Regions from separate parts of the Homo sapiens genome. Here all the other regions are linked to region 1. The links are chromatin contacts, found by Hi-C or POLR2A ChIA-PET in ENCODE. All regions are on one chromosome and are shown on one strand. The core of a region is the stretch at or near the end of the contact, and the rest is flanking DNA. Distances in the headings are between cores, read along the strand shown. Region 1 holds the start of POGK (pogo transposable element derived with KRAB domain). Region 2 has its middle 16 kb from the start of LRRC52-AS1. Region 3 holds the start of ALDH9A1 (aldehyde dehydrogenase 9 family member A1). Region 4 holds the start of UCK2 (uridine-cytidine kinase 2).

Evidence for each region. A loop is a pair of places that touch in the nucleus more often than their neighbours do. ChIA-PET counts read pairs that join two places held with the same protein, here RNA polymerase II (POLR2A). Pooled maps may share reads with other maps.
Region 2: a map of ascending aorta shows a loop between it and region 1 (7-fold over the local background). The contact joins the enhancer-like site here to the promoter of POGK in region 1. A Hi-C loop is called at or near these places in 1 of 168 maps with a recorded cell type or tissue (ascending aorta) and 9 of 50 pooled maps. POLR2A ChIA-PET finds 5 or more read pairs at or near these places in 2 of 52 experiments (MCF 10A and Panc1).
Region 3: a map of CD8-positive, alpha-beta T cell shows a loop between it and region 1 (12-fold over the local background). The contact joins the promoter of ALDH9A1 here to the promoter of POGK in region 1. A Hi-C loop is called at or near these places in 1 of 168 maps with a recorded cell type or tissue (CD8-positive, alpha-beta T cell) and 9 of 50 pooled maps. POLR2A ChIA-PET finds 5 or more read pairs at or near these places in 1 of 52 experiments (MCF 10A).
Region 4: a map of endothelial cell of umbilical vein shows a loop between it and region 1 (6-fold over the local background). The contact joins the promoter of UCK2 here to the promoter of POGK in region 1. A Hi-C loop is called at or near these places in 1 of 168 maps with a recorded cell type or tissue (endothelial cell of umbilical vein), 1 of 37 single-sample maps with no recorded cell type and 11 of 50 pooled maps. POLR2A ChIA-PET finds 5 or more read pairs at or near these places in 3 of 52 experiments (MCF 10A, WTC11 and activated CD4-positive, alpha-beta T cell).

What each region holds. Positions count from the first base shown.
Region 1 is chr1:166,837,916-166,840,869 of GRCh38, reverse strand. It overlaps POGK (pogo transposable element derived with KRAB domain), which reads right to left and starts at 1,395. Exons shown (of 6, transcript NM_017542.5): 1 at 1,266-1,395. RefSeq lists silencers at 870-1,109, 1,210-1,639.
Region 2 is chr1:165,596,672-165,599,625 of GRCh38, reverse strand. It overlaps the pseudogene TRK-CTT13-1. Among named protein-coding and RNA genes, the nearest start is that of LRRC52-AS1, 16 kb to the right of the region's middle. Within about 2 kb of position 1,550, at least 30 of the 41 ENCODE cell types and tissues checked have a DNase peak (open chromatin) inside an H3K27ac peak, as active enhancers do; they include ascending aorta, where a contact is called at or near this core.
Region 3 is chr1:165,697,015-165,699,968 of GRCh38, reverse strand. It overlaps ALDH9A1 (aldehyde dehydrogenase 9 family member A1), which reads left to right and starts at 1,407. Exons shown (of 11, transcript NM_000696.4): 1 at 1,407-1,591. The coding sequence starts at 1,411. It also overlaps the pseudogene CA14P1. RefSeq lists enhancers at 972-1,151, 1,016-1,598, 1,442-1,671 and a silencer at 1,222-1,411.
Region 4 is chr1:165,826,037-165,828,990 of GRCh38, reverse strand. UCK2 (uridine-cytidine kinase 2) reads right to left here and starts at 1,377. Exons shown (of 7, transcript NM_012474.5): 1 at 1,059-1,377. The coding sequence starts at 1,157. RefSeq lists silencers at 489-718, 779-1,258, 1,339-1,588 and an enhancer at 470-1,023.

The DNA.
Region 1 (2,954 bases), core at 146-2,645:
AACCTCTTTAGCCCCAAGCACTGTTCCCGCTGGAGGGAAGTAAGGAAACAAGAGTCGGCCAGGAAGCTACAGGGTGACATGTTTAATTATGATAAGAGAGGCTGTGGGTAGATAACGTATCTGGCTGCCTTCAAATATTTAAAAAGCTATCTGGGGAAGAGAACCCAGACTGGTTTGTAGAGACTGGACGGCAGAACAGAGGCCGGCCAGTGGATAAATACTCCTGGAAAAGGTTTTAAGCAGTGAGAAAGGCAGTACTTTCTCACAGCCAGTGCCACCCAAACAGGAATCAGAGGCAGGGGAAAGGTGCTGATTTCCTATCAGTGAAGGTGTCTGAACACAGATTGGACACTTACTCAACTGGAATGGGTGCTAGAAGCCAGTTAAGCATGGGCGGAGCGGTTGGCTCAGTAGGCCCATTGCCTGGATTTTCCAAATTCAAAGGTTCTGTCCACGAGCTGGTTCAGAAAATAGGGTCATTCTACCTTAAGGGACTTTGCAAACGCAGGAGTCAGTGAAACATAGTGAGGGTTATGCCTGGATACCCAAAAAGGTGCAGAAATCGGCTGGGGCCCACCCCGACAGGGAAATAACCCATTGCCTCTGGGCTGCAAATTCTCTATTCGCTGACTCTTGGCCAGTACAAAGGGCCGCACTCCTGCCCTCTATGGGCGCGGGCAATTCCTAGGTGTGGAGTGCGGATGCATCTTGAGGGCTGCATCGGGGAACCTCCAAAGAAAAGATCCCTCTGGAGTTCAAAGTCGGTTCCTTCGATATTTCCAAAAAAGATAGGCGAACGCGGCATGGATGGGTCTAGGCTTCAGATGCCTGCAGCTGGGGCCCGAACTTGGCGGCGGTCTCCCTGCCGGCTCCGGGGCAGAGGTGGGAGGGGCCGCCTCCCCGCGCTAAGGTGCCGCAACCAGGGCCGCCGCCCGCCCTGCCCCGCCTGCGCCACCGCCGCCGCGCCCCCGGGCGCGTTCGGATTTCTCCAGCCATCTTGCCCCATTTCCCTTTCTCCGCGGAACCGCGCCGGGAGCGCTTCCGCTGCCCCCTCCGCCCGGCCCGCCTCCCCACCTGGCCCCCTCCCGGCCCCAGCGCACCTGCCGGGCGGCGAGAGCCGGCGCCGCCCGCCTCCCCGGCGGGCCCGCAACAAAGGCGGCGGCGGCGGCGGCGCAGCCTCGGCGCCCCCGCCTCTGCCGCGGCCCAGCCGCCCGGGACCCGGGGGAGGGGCCGCGCCGCCGCCGCCCCCGCCCGCGCGCACTCACCGCCGGGCCCAGCGGCCAGGGCGCGGGGTGGGGACGCGAGGGCTCCGGCCCGGCTGTCACAGCGCCATCCTTTCCGCCTCTCCGTCCTCCCGTGCGCGCGGCCCCTCGGGAGGGAGCGGGGAGGACACGTGGTGGGAGGAGGGAGGGTCCGGCCCGGAGCTGAGGGTGTTGGGAGGCGAGGGGAGGAGCGCGGCTGATGTCAGCAGGCCTCGGCGGCGCCGGGGGACGGCGCCCGCGCGAGCTCCGGGGCCCTCCTCTAGGCGCGGCTTCCGGCCGGTCCGGGCAGTCCCTGGCGGGCCTGGGTAGCCGTGCCCTCGGCCTTCCCCGCCCCGCCCGATGCAGGCCGCTTCCAGTGCTGCGTGTGACCTCGGCGTGGACGAGGCAGGAAGAGCCCAGATTGATTTTAACCGAGCGTAGCGTGGGCGCACAGTTCCATGTGCTCATTTGCAGTCACCAGCGGGTTGCACTTGCTTGGACGAGCTCTCCAGGCGTTCTCGCCGTGCTTCAGGCAATGAAAGGCTAGACCGGCAAGAGCGTGTAGGGGCATGAGGAGGGGTCTTTGGGGAAGAGTATTCGTATTCTGGCAGCGGGCTCCTGTCCAGAACTTCGTCATATACATGGAGAAGGAACTTCCTGATTTTTGTAGCTGTTGCTTAATATCCCAAGCATGTAATTCCTTGGATGAAGTGGGTGTATAGAAGGACCTTTCTTCTCCAAAACGTCCAAAGGAGTTGTTTACTCTCAGCTCTGTGGGCAATACAACAAAAGTGACCTGAGAAGCCCTGAAGCCCTTTTCATTCCAGAAAAAGATTCTGGGTATGGGTTTTTGTTGAGAACTTGTTGAAGAAAAAATTATTCTGACACTTGTTAAAACAGTAAGGAAGACTTTATACAGGGTTATTGCTATAGGTGTAAAGATGATCACACTGGGGGGAGAGATGAGGTCTAACACGGAATACAGTAAGGACAGCTGGGGATGTATAGCCAAGGAGCAGAACGAAGGGGTCAGTAGATGGAAAGTTACTGATACGAGACATCAAGCACCTAGAGGGATTCTTGCTGAACCCACTTAACAGGATTCTTGCTGAAGGCAGGCTAGGGCGATCAGATATCAAGGGTGGGGGAATGAGAAATTTGATCAGATATCCAGGGTGATCAGATATCAAGGGTGGTGATTTCTCTCTAACCTAACTTAGCAGGGTTCTTGCTAAAATAGAGCTGGGCAGGCCAAAGGTTCGGGGTGAGTGGTCAGGGGACCAGGGTGGAGGCCTGCTGAAGAAGAGGACTTAAGCCTGATTAAACTTTGGTCAAGGAAAGAGTCCGTCAAACTCTTCAGATTGTCTCTGAGACCTGAATATCTGTTGGAAAAGACCTGTCTTTCCAAGTTTTTGTGGCCACTACTACTTACATGTGAATTTTACTTCTCTCAGTCATGGGAGAGGTCACTGTGCACTGTGCTCTTAACACGTAAAATGTAGCATGACATAACGTACACATCTTGGAAGTGCAATCACGGTGACAACCCAAGACCGTAGAAGATCTAATCTGTGGGTGGAAAAGATCGTTCAAATATTGGGAGGGAGGCTAGAATTTACTTTTTTGTTTTAATGAACAATTATTTTTGTGTAAAAGTAAGTATTTGTAGAACAGGAGTGACATGTTAGTTTGAATTGATTGACATTGCCCTCT
Region 2 (2,954 bases), core at 301-2,800, 1.2 Mb after region 1:
GTGAGAATAGGAGAGATTCAGCCAGGCACCTTCAAAAGAGAAGGGAAGGGGGTGACACAATGATTTGAAAAGTACAAAGATGTAATGTATGTAGGGCTTTAAAAATTAACATTGTTTTTCCTTTCAGAAAATAGACAAGGTCTGCACAGCTAAGAACAATTCCATGTTTTATGTGCATTTGATGAAAAAACAACTGAAGTAAATCTAAAATAATTCTGACGAAGAACTGACCACAGTCTATGACTCCTGAAGGTTTCTGAAGAATGTAGCATACATGCTCTGAGTGTTGATTGGATGCAGATTCTTTGCTGGTCATTCAGGCTTCCTTCTATCCTTTCTCTCCTGGGCCTATGAGTTAAATCAGCCATAAGACTGACAAACACGCAGCTTGGATTTTCAGGGACAGGACTAATTTAAACCAGCCACTTTCTCCACAAGTTCAATAGCTTTTTTTTCCATCTTGTATCCTGATAATGGACCAGAAAATACAGTCCTTTTATCCATGAAACAAAAGCTTGCAGAATTTTCATTTCCTTCTATTTTCACCTCCATTGGTTCAGCTGTTGTCTTTCTTCTTTCAAACTTTTCAATTATTTCTTTTTTCTTTCCTCTCTGTTATCTTTCATTATTCTCGTATTTTCCCCCTGAAACTCTAGTCCTTGCTAGGTCTCACTAGTGTGCAGAATGGGATTGGCAGAATACCAATCACCTCACCTCACCTTCCCTCCTCCCCTCTTCTCCTCTCCCTTGATTTCCCCTCCCCTCCCACTCCCTCCTTTCTTTCCTTCCTTCTGACGGTATTCTCTTCCCCAGAAGCAGCATTTTCTTCTTCCACTCAGAACCTTACTTCACCAACATGCCCACGCCTTCCCTGAACCTACAAAATTAGTGAGTTTCTCATGAGACCTGCTGCAACTGTCCCCACCCAGGGCTGTCATTACTATTATTGGGTTGTTTTGTTTTTCGATCTCAGGAGCAAACTCTGGAGTCGAGATCCAGTCACCTCCTTCAGCACACGACGGCAGGGTACCCGCAGGGTGTGATCTCAGACACGCAGGGGAGGGCTCCGTGGGCCCCTCGCATATCCCAGCACTCTCACTTCCTGGGATTTCTCTGAAACCATCCTTTTGGCCCCACAGGAACACTCGACTTAAAAGTCTCGGCTCCTCCCTTAACTGGAAAATTGAGCTTTAGTCACTAACATCCATTTCACACGCCAGGGGAAATACAGCCCCCTTCTCCGTCCTGTTTCTGCACCCTAACCCCGCCCTCCCAGGCAAGCTGACCACTCAGCTCGGGCGTGGCAGAGCCTGATTGGTGGATCACAGAAAGCGCGCTAGAGAGGGCGGAACTCATTGGGCAGACTCTCCGCGCTTGGGAAGTGCAGTCGCTCACGCAGGGACTTTGACTGCTGCTCTGGGCGGCCTGTTGCCACAGCAACCGTTGAAGCTCTGGGCTGCTGAGGTCGCCTGGCAGCGCGCTGAGCCCCACGCAGGTCCCGGGCGTGCCAGGGACACAAACCCCAGTTCCTTCAGAAAGCCTTCCAGATCGACGAGGAGAGATGGTATATCCCCGATGGCTCCGCCTCGGCTAGCCGGGGGAAGCCCTTTTATTCGTCATCCCCAAAGCATTCTTATTATTCACCCTTAAAGTAAAAATCCACTTGCTTTTGACCGGGGCACAAGAAATACTTTTATTTTATGAGTCAGTGTAATTGTTTAAAATAAGTAAGCTCTGAAAAGGTCGGCAATCAGCCTTTCTGTCACTTCCCTACTTTTGGCCTTTTATATGAAAAACAAAAACAAAAACAAAACAAAACAAAAACAAACAAAAAACCTTTCCTGATGTTTTTTTATATACTTGCTAGACATTTACATTTTGTTATTTGGGTGCTTACAGTGTGTTTCCGCCCACGTAGAGAGATTACACCACGAATCCCTTCCACCTTCTGAGGAAGTAGGTGCAGTTTACCTACTTTCCATTTTCAGATATGTTAAAAGAAGCAGAAAGAGTAAAGGAATATGTCGAAGTTACTCCCGGTGGGATTGGGGCTGGCCGTTGTAAGGGACATTCCCACCATCTCATTTCGAACCACCTTGGTTTACAGAGAAGAGACCTGGTTTTCTGTCAGAAGGTGGAGGGTACTGCTGGAGGAAGTGGGTAATAAGCAGACAAAAAGGGAAAGTGGGAGAATGTACCCGGCATTCTTGGGTATCCTCAGTGTAAAAATATTTTCCTTTCCCGAGTCGTTTTTATTTTATTTTTATGTATGCATGTATGTACACATTTTAGCAAATAGTCAAAAAGCATCTGGAACTAAGTAGATCAATAAGCTGGTTGGTGCCATTTTCTTTTCTTTTCTTTCTTTCTTTCTTTTTTTGAGACAAGGTCTCACTCTGTCACCCAGGCCGGAGTGCAGTGGCGCTCTCAGCTCACTGCAGCCTCCACCTCCTAGGCTCAAGTGATCCTCCCACCTCAGCCTCCCAAGTAGCTGGGACTACAGGCATGCGCCACCACACCTGGCTCATATTAGTATTTTTTTGTGGAGACGGGGTTTTGCCATGTTGGCCAGGCTGGTCTCGAATTCCTGAGTTCAAGTGATCTGCCCATCTCGGCCTCCCAAAATGCTGGGAAACACAGCGCCCAACGTAGGGCTCAAACCCATGACCCTGAGATTAAGAGTCTTATGCTCTACCAACTGATCTAGCTAGACACCCCGTTTTGGAATTTAAAAAGAAAAAGAAAAAAATATGACTGTTAAAGAATGTACTGGTTTTCTTATGTAACTTGGAAAGTGATTCCAAAGAGGAATTCCATGAACGTTCTGATCAGTGTGGCAGCGTCACTTGGAATTAGATATGTAGCTATAGGGAGTCCTTTGAAAGACAATGCTCATTTGGGTGTCTAAATTTCGATAATTAAAATTAGTCCATCTTTCCTTCTTTCTTTCTCTC
Region 3 (2,954 bases), core at 158-2,657, 1.1 Mb after region 1:
CCTAATATTGCGCTGGTGAGCTGGCAGGTAAAGGAAAAAACATTGAGAAAGACAGCAGCCCCCAGAAGAGAAACAATCCTAAAAGAAATGTCCAAATTGCCAATTACTTTCTGTTTGTCAAAGTCTCTACTGGAGGTGCATGGAAGTTTGGTGAGAAGAATGAACCTTTGTGCAAGATCCCTCAGCTGACAGACCTGTGAGTGCCTCTGGGTGGCTGCTTTGTCTTACAGAAGGCATTTTGTTTCCTGACACTTTTTCCTGTGGCCTTTGCTCTTCGTATTCTGTATGTTAGGCTTCTGTTTCTATCAATATTTGTCATTAATAGCATTTACATTGCTCCTTCAGAATTTATTTATTTTGAGACAGGGTCTCGCTCTGTTGCCCAGGCCTGAGTGCAGTGGCACGATTATAGCTCACTGCAAGCTTGGACCCCCGGGGCTCAGGGGATCCTCCCACCTTAGCCGCCCAAGTACCTGGGGCCACAGGCGTGTGCCACCACACCTGGATAATTTTTTTTTTTTCTGAGTTTCACTCTTGTCACCCAGACTGGAGTGCAATGGCATAGTCTCGGCTCACTGCAACCCGTCTCCCGGGTTCAAGCGATTTTCCCACCTCAGCCTCCCAAGTAGCTGGGATTACAGGCGCCCGCCACCACACCCAGCTAATTTTTGTATTTTTAGTAGAGACGGGGTTTTACCATTTTGGTCAGGCTGGTCTCGAACTCCTGACCTCAGGTGATCTGCCCGCCTTGGCCTCCCAAAGTGCTAGGATTACAGGCGTGAGCCACCGCGCCCGGCCCAATTTTTATTATTTTTATTTTATTTTTTTATAGACACGGGATCTCTCTCTGTTGCCCGCAAACTCCTGGGCTCAAGCGATCCTCCAGCCTTGGTGAGAGCCACAGCGCCCAGTCTCTCTTTAAGAATTTAAAAAGCAGTTTCAGATCACAATATCATCTATCTCGTTCACAGTCCCCTTGCTTTTTACTGTCACCCTTTAAAAAGCATTATACAATTACAGAAACGGTGGTTTAGCAGTGAAGTAACCACCAAAGACTCTTGGCACTCCAATCCTCTGCCTTCTTCAGGCGATAGGATTAAGAATGGGATCCTAGGATGCTTACATGCAATGATGAACCCGAAAACACTTGCAAAGTGCTACGCAAATATTGATCACGAAGAAGGAAGTCCTCTTCCCGCCTGGAGACTGTGTGGGGTATGGCGGGGTGGTGGGGAGAATGTGGTGTCTTGCTCCACCCTCCTGGCGAGGGGAGGGCCTGGCCTGGACCGCAGAGGAATCGAGTGACTGCCCCTAAAATCTCCTAGAACCGATCCCGCGGCCCCGCCCCTCCCGCGGCCCCGCCCCTCCCGCGGCCCGTCAGCCTCTGCCGCGGAGCTGCGTCCGCCACTCATGTTTCTCCGAGCAGGCCTGGCCGCGCTCTCCCCGCTTCTTCGCAGTCTTCGGCCCTCTCCTGTCGCCGCCATGAGCACTGGCACCTTCGTCGTGTCGCAGCCGCTCAATTACCGCGGCGGGGCCCGCGTGGAGCCGGCGGACGCCTCCGGTACCGAGAAAGCTTTCGAGCCAGCAACCGGTAACTGCAACGAGCCGGGGAGGCTGGGGCGCCCTGGGGCCGGATGCGCGGATTTCCCGGCCAGCCCCCGTTTCCTGTGTTCTGCAGCGTTGACTTGAGCACAAGACAGTGACAGTGGAGAGTCTAAGGTTGTGTGTGTAGGCAACTAGCGATTCTGGGGCAACGCGAGTGCCTCCGGGCAGGGATGGGTAGGGAGGAAAAGCAAAGCTGATGAGTTGCGTGGTAGGATCGTGAGTTGTTTTACCCGGGCCAGAACAGAGTTCGCAAAGTACTGGTGGGGGAAGTCGTGCCTCTGTTAACTTCCTTTTTTGTTTGTTTTGTTTGTTTGTTTGTTTTTTGTTTGTTTTGAGACAGGGTCTCACTCTGTCGCCCAGGCTGGAGTGCAGGGGCACCATCTCAGAGCTCACTGCGCCCTCTACCTTACGGGCTCAAGTGCTTCTCCCGCCTCAGCCTCCCTGGTAGCTGGGATTACAGGCTCCCACCACCATGTCCGGCTAATTTTTGTATTTTTAGTAGAGACGGGTTTTCAGCATGTTACTCAGGCTGGTCTCGAACTCCTGAGCTTAGGTGATCCTCCCGCCTCAGCCTCCCAAAGTGCTGGGATTACAGCCGTGAGCCACCAAGCCCAGCCAACTGTTCCCCCTTTTAAAACCAGGACTGATGTATTATTGTCTTCAAATGTGTGCATAGGAGAGGAATTCTAAAAGAACGGGGCGGGGTTGTGGGGAAGATAATCATTTGTGCTGGGAATGAAGGAACGCTCACAGATAGTTTCTAATGACTACGAATGAGGACTTTGTCTCCACATTCTAATATTAAAATATTTCTGCACATTAATCAGAATTGGGAAAGGAAAAAACCCCACCTTTATTCAGTACTTTCTTCCCCAGCTTTATTGAAGTATAATTAACAAATAAAAATTGTATATACTTAAGGTGTAAAACGTGTTGTAATGTATGTATACCTTGCAAAATGGTTACCACGGTCAATCTAATTATCCATTGCTTCTGCATAGTTAATGGCTTTTTTTGGATAGTGAAATATTTAAGATCTATTCTTTTAGCAAATTTCAAGTATATGATGCAGTATTGGTAACCATAGTCACCATGGTCTACGTGAGCTCTCCACAATTTATTCATCTTGCTGAAATAAAACTTTTTAATCCAGTGCTTAATGTGTGCTAAGCACTGTGCTAGGCACTGGATTTACTCTGGGAACTCTGAAGGTCACAGAGATAAGGAAGAAGGGGCTTTTTGTTTTGGTTTTGTGTTGTGTTTATTTTGCTGGGTTTTATGGAATATATGTGGGGAGAAAAATGTAAATATTTTGTGTAAAATGTAGCCAGAGCAATAAAACTGATTTG
Region 4 (2,954 bases), core at 128-2,627, 1.0 Mb after region 1:
TCTGCTCTCCCCAGCCGGGAGAAGCATCATCCTGCCTCTCCAAACCAGCACCCAGCACCCAGCTCTCAGGATCCCTTGAGGAACCCGTGCTCCAAATGAAGTTGGAGGGTGTTAAACGGTGGGAAAAACAAGTAGCCACATCTTAAAGGCTGTTAGGGGAGCAAAGAAAGAACCATCTGGGAGGACTCCACCCTTCTCCACCTGCAGAAAAAACCCCGGGTAAAGCTAGGAAGTCATTTCCCTTGTCTCTCCTTGCCTTGCGGATAAAACAAAGGAAACAGGCTCCTAAGAGGGTCAGACACCCATACGATGACCCCCTTCCGTGGATCCAAGACGCGTACGTCCTGGACACCGAAGAGCTTGGAGCCAGTACAACTTTCTCATTGAAGCCGACCACGTTTCCTCTTATAACCTTAAAAAACAGAAGCCCCTACTATTATCGTTTCATTGATGTCACGGCACCTATTTGGCTCTCAGACTTTTACCCGGAAACCCCTGTAATCCCCAGCCCTTGCGTGCAGCCCCACACTGGGCTCCCCTTCCCCGGGATGCCGCCTCGCGCGTTCCCGCCACCCTCGCCCTCTCGGCCGCGCTTCCCGGCTCGCTCCGCCCTCGGCACCAGGCTGCGCCGCGGGGCGAGCACGTCTGTGCCAGACCGGGGCTTGAGGGAGTCCATCGGGGGTTAGTGGGGGATCCTGCGGAAAGCCCTCTCCCCCGACACTGGAGTTGCAAAACAATAAGCATCCGCTTCCCTGCCCTTCCCCCATAGGACCCCGGCCACGAGTTATTAACGCGGGGGGAGAAAAGCCGGAGGAGCACTCCCGCCCTGCGATCGTGGCCGCGTACCCCCGGAACCCCCAAGGCCCGAGTCTTCGCCTGCCCCCGCCGCAGCGCCCCCAGGCCGCGCGGGGCGCACTCGGCGCTGGAGCGCGGCCGGGAGCGGAGGCGCGCGGGCCACGCGGTGGCTGCCGCAACTGACACGGCCCGCGGCCGCCGGCCACATGCGCCGCCCAGGGACAGAAGCCGGGAAGGGAGCGCGGCTCCGGGCCCCGCCGTACCTTGCCGCTAGCTGTTCCCCCGCTGACGCCTATAAGGAAGGGCTCGCCGCCGTTGGGCTGCTGGTGGTTCTGCAGGGTCTGCTCGCTGTCCCCGGCCATGGTTCGCGCCGCCCCTCCTCCCGCTGCCTGTGCGAACGGACGCACGCTCCCCGCCCGCGCCCGCGTCGGACTCCCTCCGCTTTCCGCAGCCGCCGCTGGGCGCTGCCGGGGCTGAGGCCGCTGTCGCTCGCCTGCGAGCCGCTCGGAGCCCGGTGACGGGGCTGGGTTTCCCGAAGGAGCCAAGAGCCTTCCTTTGCCCGCAGCGGCTGGTCCGGTTTACATCCCAGGCAGAGGTCAGCGTGATGCTGCTGCTCCAATCCGGGCGGGCAGCGCGCTGCTATTCGCCGAGGCGGAGGCGGCGAGGCGTCTGGCCCCAGCCTCCGCCCCTCCCGGGCCCCGCCGCCGCCCGAGGTCTCTGCGAAAGGTGTGAGCCCGACCTTCCCTCCCACCCGCCCGGTTAACCCTTTCTCCGACGCGCCCTAGTGGACCCTGGGGGAAAGAAACAGGCTGTTCTGTATTTTAATTTGGTATGCTACCACCTATTTTCAGAAGGGATAAAAAGCTTGAAGGAAATAATAGGCAGATTAGATAAGAAGGAATGGCCCAGGTTTGAGAAGCAAAATTTGAACAAGCTTGAAAGATTAGTGTGGAACGAAGAGTTAATGTCATTTACCCATTATCCAGGCTAAAAACTTGTGTTTCCAAAAAATGAGGGTTCTTTTTCCCTTCTCCCGTTCGCCAAGATAATATGTCAGCCGCTGGCTTTAGATATTTCCTGTCTTGGAAACCCCCCAGCGCCATCCTTTTTAGCAGGCCTGTCCTCGTGCGACTCTCTAGTGAAGGGCAATTTGAGGGGCTTATCTGAAGGGTGCCCTCCGTTGGAAAAGCAATTCCCTTCTAAACCACAGTATCTCATCCCATACACTGAGCTTCCTATGGAGTTAGGGTATCTGAAAACATACTGACATTTTGATCCATTAATATCTTCAATTGAACGGTTTTCCAGAGATTGGCAATCAGTCACTTAGAAAGGCAGTTTCAGACTCCACCTCTGGAGCCAGATTTCTGCATTCACATCCAGGTCCCTGAGCAAGTTACTTAATCTCTCTGTGCTTCAGTGTTCTTATCTGTTAAATGGGAATAATAATGGCAATTACATCCCAGGATTTTTGTGAGAATTAAATGAATTAGTGTATGTAAAGTTCTCAGAACAGTGCTGGTACAGTCTAGGCCCTGTATTAGTGTTTGAAGAGAAAAGGTTTCTAAAGCGCTGAAACTGGAAAGAAAAGTTTTGCTGGGACACACCTGAGAGAGGCAGGACTAGCCTAGTAACTTCCAGTCTCTTCTCCTGTGAACTTGGGACTAGTATCAATGAGCTGATGGGGCCTACAATCTAAAACAGAATTTACGTCAATAGCATTATCTTTTGAAACTTAGTAAATTACCTTAAATTGAAGATTATTTTGAAAAAAATAATTTTCTCTCAAGCCAGGGAAATCGAGGCTGCAGTGAGCCATGATCTCCCCACTGCACTCCAGCCTGGTCAGCAGAGCCAGAGCCTGTGTCAAAAAACAAAAACAAAAACAAAACAAAACAAAAAAAAGGATACCAGAGAAAACAAACTTTTTTCACTTTTAAATTAAAGTTGACACTTGAACAACACTGGTTCAAACTGTGAGGTTCACTTTTATGCAGCTTTTTTTTTAAACCAAGGGCAGATGGAAAACACAATATTTGTGCAGTTTCCTCAGGACTGACTGTGGGACTTCATGTGTGGATTTGGTTACATGTAGGCTGTCCTGGGACCAGTCCCTCCGCATATATCTAGGAATTACTGTATTTTATGTCACCATCTAA